Regions from separate parts of the Homo sapiens genome. Here region 2 is linked to region 1. The links are chromatin loops, found by intact Hi-C in ENCODE. Cell type or tissue: psoas muscle. All regions are shown on one strand. Links, peaks and the distances in the headings refer to the core of each region. The heading gives the core; the rest is flanking DNA. Region 1 has its middle 420 kb from the start of BTBD3-AS1. Region 2 has its middle 480 kb from the start of BTBD3-AS1.

Region 1 (2,933 bases), core at 285-2,784:
CTATTTTAAAAAACCTATAAATTTAGAAAGACTCACATTGAAATTGTGACTGTATACTTACTGGTTGTCTGACTATGTTTAAGGTTTTAATATTTCTTTTATGTCTTCATCAATAAAAATATACAACAATGATCCCTAATTACTAATGTTATAAAGAGTAAATTAAATATCATAACTGATAGTGCTGAGCATATACCTGGCACATAATAGTTGATCCATAAATTTCACCTTTTTAATCCAAACTTTTCTTGTTATTCTGAATTACTCTCACTGAATGTAAGGGGTGGTTATGGAAGGATATTTCTTAACATCCAGAACATGCAATGCAGCTCCCATCATTACTCCCATTACTCTCTCCAGATACTCTCTCTCCATTTACACACCACGGCTTATTGATTTGGACACTATTTAATATAAGTACTTCTTTTAGGATTACTAATACTCCTGAGTTAACTCAGCAACATAGATTTACAATATGCAATGTATTTTCAAATTCCTTCAATCCCTAGTTACAATATGAGTAGTGCCCATGAGATCTGTGGCTGACATTATTTCCTAACTGCTGGTGACATTTTTGGAGATGGAAAATATTGACCTATTCTATTGCCAACTTGTATTACTATTTATTCCATTATGACATATAAACTTAAAAAAAAAAAACATCATGGCGATATTTTTAAAAAGGACCCCATCGTCTCTCGCTTTGCATCCACTTCCTGTCTGTTTCTTGCCTGTTGAATTTAATCTGCCTGTAAACTCCATGCCTAGAGGAAGCCAATACATCTTGCCAAATTATTCACCAGGGTCAATTCTGTATTCAAATTGCCTTTTCATCTTTCTTGAATTTTACAAAAGGAGTTTGGCTTCTTTCTGTTTCAATTTCCCTGTATCATTACCATTCAATTTTTGCATTTGACAGCCTTGCAGTGGGTCTGGATTAATAGCCAGCATGATTCGCCCATGTTCTCCAGGACTACTGCTCTTTATTGTGAAATTAGAATGGTTTTATTTTTCTGCAAAGGAAATGGAATGTGTACAGTTGATCAAGTGACACATGAAATCACACCGATAAGTGAAAAATTAAGCTACATTATTTCAAATCATAAACCTTCGTCCTCTAATAATAGTATTAATACTTAGATGTATTCAACATATTTTAGTTGAAGTGAACCAAAAATAAAATTTCCCTTGTACAGGAAATCACAACTTCATCCCCAAATAGCAATATTACATTTACTTTAGGAATCATAACTCAGTAGCCTATGAGGAAGGCATGGGGATTATCATAGCCTGAAACCACCAGACTGATGAGCTTCTGTTTGGAGGTGACTACTCTCCACTTTCATCTCAAAATGTTCCCCAGCTGCCTTACAGAGTTCCCCATAACACTACATCATGGGCACGCAACCACTTCATGTTCCTGCACCTGGCCCTCCTCACTCTTCCATCCAGCAGTTTCTCTTTTCCTATAACTTTTCATAGAATAACCCTCATACTTGGATATCAGCCACCTTCGTTGGTTGATGTTACCTCTAAAAGTCTGAGACACAGCATTTTCGGCATCTCTTTGGCCCAAGTGTGGGCACAGGCCCTATCCTGAGTCCTCAGAACACACAGATGCAGGGCTGTAACTTCAAACAAGGCTTTCCTGAAGTTTGAAGATAATGTTAGAAGAGCACAACAGAGACTATGTAACACCAAGAATGCAAGCACGGCTCCATCTGAAAGCTCTGCTTGCCCAGACACGAGATTATTACAACCCACACCCACCAGAACCATTTCAGTCTTCTCCGAGTTCTAGAGTCAGAGCCAAACAAATACATTTAGATTTTTAGAGAAGGGAAGATTCTCATACACTCTTCTTTAAAATCTGGACGGAGGCCTCCAAAAAGATATGTCCACATCCTAATCCCCAGAACCGATGAATATGTCATATGGCAAGAGAGTAAACATTACCTTCCAGGCAGAAGATGTGATTACATTAAGGCTTTTTAGAGGAATAGTTTATCCGGTATTATCTGGGTGGGCCTAAAATGTGATCACATTTATCCTTATAAGAGAGTCAGAAGGAGTTTGAGACAAACACACGGAGGAGAAAATATACGGAAGAGAAGGAAATGTGACCAACAAAGGCAGGGATTGGAGTGATACGGCCTCAAGCCAAGAAACATCAACAGAGGCTGGAAGAGTCGAGGAACAGACTCTCCTCTTGAGTTTCTGGGGGAAGCATGTCCCTGCAGACACCTTGATTTCAGACTCCTGGCCTTCAAAACTATGGGAGAAAAAATTTCTGTGGTTCAAAGCCACGAGGGTTATGGTAATTTTTTTCAGGAGTCCTATGAAATTAATCTTTATTTTCTTCTTAATTAGTCTTCCTCTCCAAAGTTTTATTCTTTTCCCAAGATTAACCCCATCTGTTTCAAGGACAGAGTTCAACACACTCTAGGTGAGGGTCTGGGCTCTTTCCTGTAAGCTTAAATTATTTAATAAGACCTTGAATTCCTGTGGCTAGGGCTCAGGTCATTAGAGTGTTTCAAAATAGTAAAAGCAACTTAGATGTTATTTCCTTTATCTAGAAAATAAAATAAGGTTTTGTATAGGCAATGTTAAGAGGTCCTCCTCCTGAATTATGTGTAAGAATCACGCACTGAGACACCAGCATTTTGTTGATGTTCAGTCTGTTAGATACCTACAGAGGAACCAAAGGCAACTTCTGTGAGAGAATAGAAGGCCTAGAAAGACTTCTAAAGCTCTGCCTGCCCTTCCATCATCCTTCAAAGGGCCTAAGATTGGCATTTTTTAAAAAATGAAACTATACTCTTATCCCTTTCTTTCCACAATTTCATGCTTGCCAATATCACGCAAGCTACTCTTACTTTTACGTCAGAGGAAGAGAAAACTGGAGAAATGAATGTTATACAATATAAAACTAT
Region 2 (2,933 bases), core at 315-2,814, 60 kb before region 1:
CATCATAAATAGCTTCTAGATTCTATAAATGTATTTATGCATATGTGGCAAATACAAAGATAATATATTTGAAGCATTAAGCCATTTTTAGTTGATTCCTTGTACTTTCCTCTGTCCAGTCAGGTTAGGAATTGTATATTTGAGACAACAGGGAAGAGATGATACAGAAAAAACATAAATTTTAAAAAAATTCTTACTCTTTTTAATTTTTCCAAAAACCTGGAGCAGAGATCGTAGCTTTAGGAGAAAGTCTTCTCTTCTCACTAAATAGGAAAAACTTCCCAGAGTATAAGATAAATTATGGACAGTAGAGGTTTAGAACGAGACCATGGTGAAACAACATGGGAAGTATGAAGGCAGGATTTGGAGAGGCGCATCCACTCAGGTGAGCTCCATCTCATGCCCCCTGGAGTTGTGTGGGATATGAATGAGGTCCCACAAACAGTCCAGTGCATTTCAGCAAGTACTGTGTTTCCTCTGGTGGAGATGTTAGTTGTTCTGCCTGTTGTCACCTATTAAAGAACAACTTTCAACAGTAGCTGGATTTCCAAATGGCCTCCGAAACTGCTGGGTCAGCATTCAACTTATTCATGTGGAAAATTCTCTTTACTGCATTTCAAGACACCTAGAAGACCCTAAATGAAAAGTAGTCCTAAGGATAAAGGTAGGAGAGGATTACATCTTTGGAACAACTAGCAGGACAGACTTCCACCCACAGGCCAAGACAGTGGTAAATCAAACCCCATGAGACATGCATTAGTTATCAAAATATGCCACCTTGTCTACTTGTTTATCTGGTTTATGCTAGTCACATTCCACAATCTCCAGGAATCCTGAAGTGCAAAAGGCACACATTCTTATGGGTTACAGCCCAAGAGGAGGCCATCCCTCTAAGATGTGAACTGTGAACTGAACTTCAAGTGAACTCTCCCACTTAACCCCAATGTGTCATTTCCAGAAAATTCTTACATTACAGTCACTAATGAACTAGACAAATGGGTATCTGTGAACACCGCAGCTAAGAGGCACATCTGGGTAGAAGCGGTTCCTGCTGGTGGCTGAGTAGTGAGATGTCTTAAACGTGGATGGCAGCCTCAGGGCTTCTGAGATTATCACACTCAGCAGGCACAGGGCACTGACAATTTTAAATGGGGTAAAAGCTGACAGCTGCAACCCTTTCCTTCACAAGTTCAGTGGGAGCCAATGGTCTTGAACTACATAAATGTCCTTTCACCAGGAAAAGGTTGGTGCATTTTGCAGGAGAGGGCACTGAACTTCTGAAAGACACTGAAAAAAATATCTTTTCTTTGACCCAGCTACCTGGTCCCCAACCCCAGGAAAACGCCTTTGTAAGATATCTCTGTTTCAGCTGGTTAGTGGATAATGAGTGTATTATTATAGTTATCTAGAGATGAGTAACAAATTACCCAAAACCTAGCAGCTTAAAACAACAAACATTGTCTCATGGTTTCCGTGGTTCAGGAACCTGGGCAGCTTAGTTAGCCACATGACCCTGACTCGAAGTCTCTCACAAGGTTGCAGTCAAGCCACTGGTGGCTCTATAGCCCCATCTGAGGGCTGCAGTCCTTCACCACACATGCACTCCACAGGGCTGCCTCATGACATGACAGCTGGCTTCCTTGGAAGGTAAGTGACAAAAGAGTGAGAACGGGAGCACCCAAGACAGAAGTCATGATCTTTTATGACCTAACAATAGAAGTAACATCCCATCCCTTGCTTGGTATTCTGTTTGTTAGATATGTCAGTAAGTCCAGCCCACACGTGAGAGTTGGAGATTACACAAGGGTGTGGATACCAGGCAGGCAGTGGATATCACTGGGGTTCATCTTAGGGGCTTCCCACAGAGAAAGTCAGTTGAACCCTTAGGATTCTCAAATGTGTTGCATTCTGCCTCCAAGGTTCTTAAGTTTGCTCCATAGTCATTTTATTTTTCCCCATTTCATTCCACTCAGTGTTTGCCCTGAATCTTTTCTGTTCATGTGATTCTTCACCAGCTTTTCAGAGGACAAAGCTCATGAATTTCTACTTCATGACCAAAGATAAGTCATCTATTTTTCCCTCTAGTTTCTTCCTTTACTTCAGAATTTAATCTATGTATATATCCAAATCCTCCTTTCTATTTTGTCTCATCAAAAAGGAATGAGAGTACGAAGGAAATGTAATTTTGCTGAATACTATCTATTGGCCAAGCTCTGTTTTGAAATATGTATTATTCAAATATATAATATATAATATGCATATTATATATAATATATAAAATATTTCAAAATATATAACATATTATATATTGTGTATATTATATAATGTGCATATTTTATATGTACATATTATATAACATACATATTATAACTACAAATATTACATATTACATATAATATACATATTAGATAATATACAAAATATATATGTTATATATTGAAATATTTTATATATTATATAATATGTATTTGAATAATATATTTCAAAATATATATGTATATTCAAATATATAGTATATAATATACAAATATGTATTTGAATAATATATATTTCAAAATATATAATATATATACTATATAAAAATTTATATATAATATACACATACAATAACATATACATATATGCATATATAATACCTATGTATATGCAGTACAATATGTTCCATGATGTAAATATTCCTACTGTATCCAATATATAATATACATATTATATAAAATATAGTATTTCACATATAATATGTATATTATATATTGTATATAAATTAATTATTTAATAGGTTCTAGGGAATGTGGTAAACTTGACAGTTTATTGTCTCATTTAATCTGTACAGCATTTTTTACTTGTCGTATCTGAGATTTACATAAGCAAAGTAACTGGCTTGAGGTGAGACAGCTGGTGAAGGATTGCAGCAAAGCCGTAATCCAGGCCAGCAT

What was found. A loop is a pair of places that touch in the nucleus more often than their neighbours do. Peaks named below come from ENCODE experiments on the same cell type or tissue, not always from the same donor. Only the 100,000 strongest peaks of a DNase experiment are listed, where the experiment ranks them.
Region 2: it touches region 1 in a loop (3-fold over the local background); 2 of 110 quality-filtered maps call a loop at or near these places.

What each region holds. Positions count from the first base shown.
Region 1 is chr20:12,333,566-12,336,498 of GRCh38, reverse strand. No RefSeq gene overlaps it. Among named protein-coding and RNA genes, the nearest start is that of BTBD3-AS1, 420 kb to the right of the region's middle. In psoas muscle, for the core only: no CTCF peak of the experiment used is centred there; no DNase peak of the experiment used is centred there.
Region 2 is chr20:12,393,593-12,396,525 of GRCh38, reverse strand. No RefSeq gene overlaps it. Among named protein-coding and RNA genes, the nearest start is that of BTBD3-AS1, 480 kb to the right of the region's middle. In psoas muscle, for the core only: no CTCF peak of the experiment used is centred there; no DNase peak of the experiment used is centred there.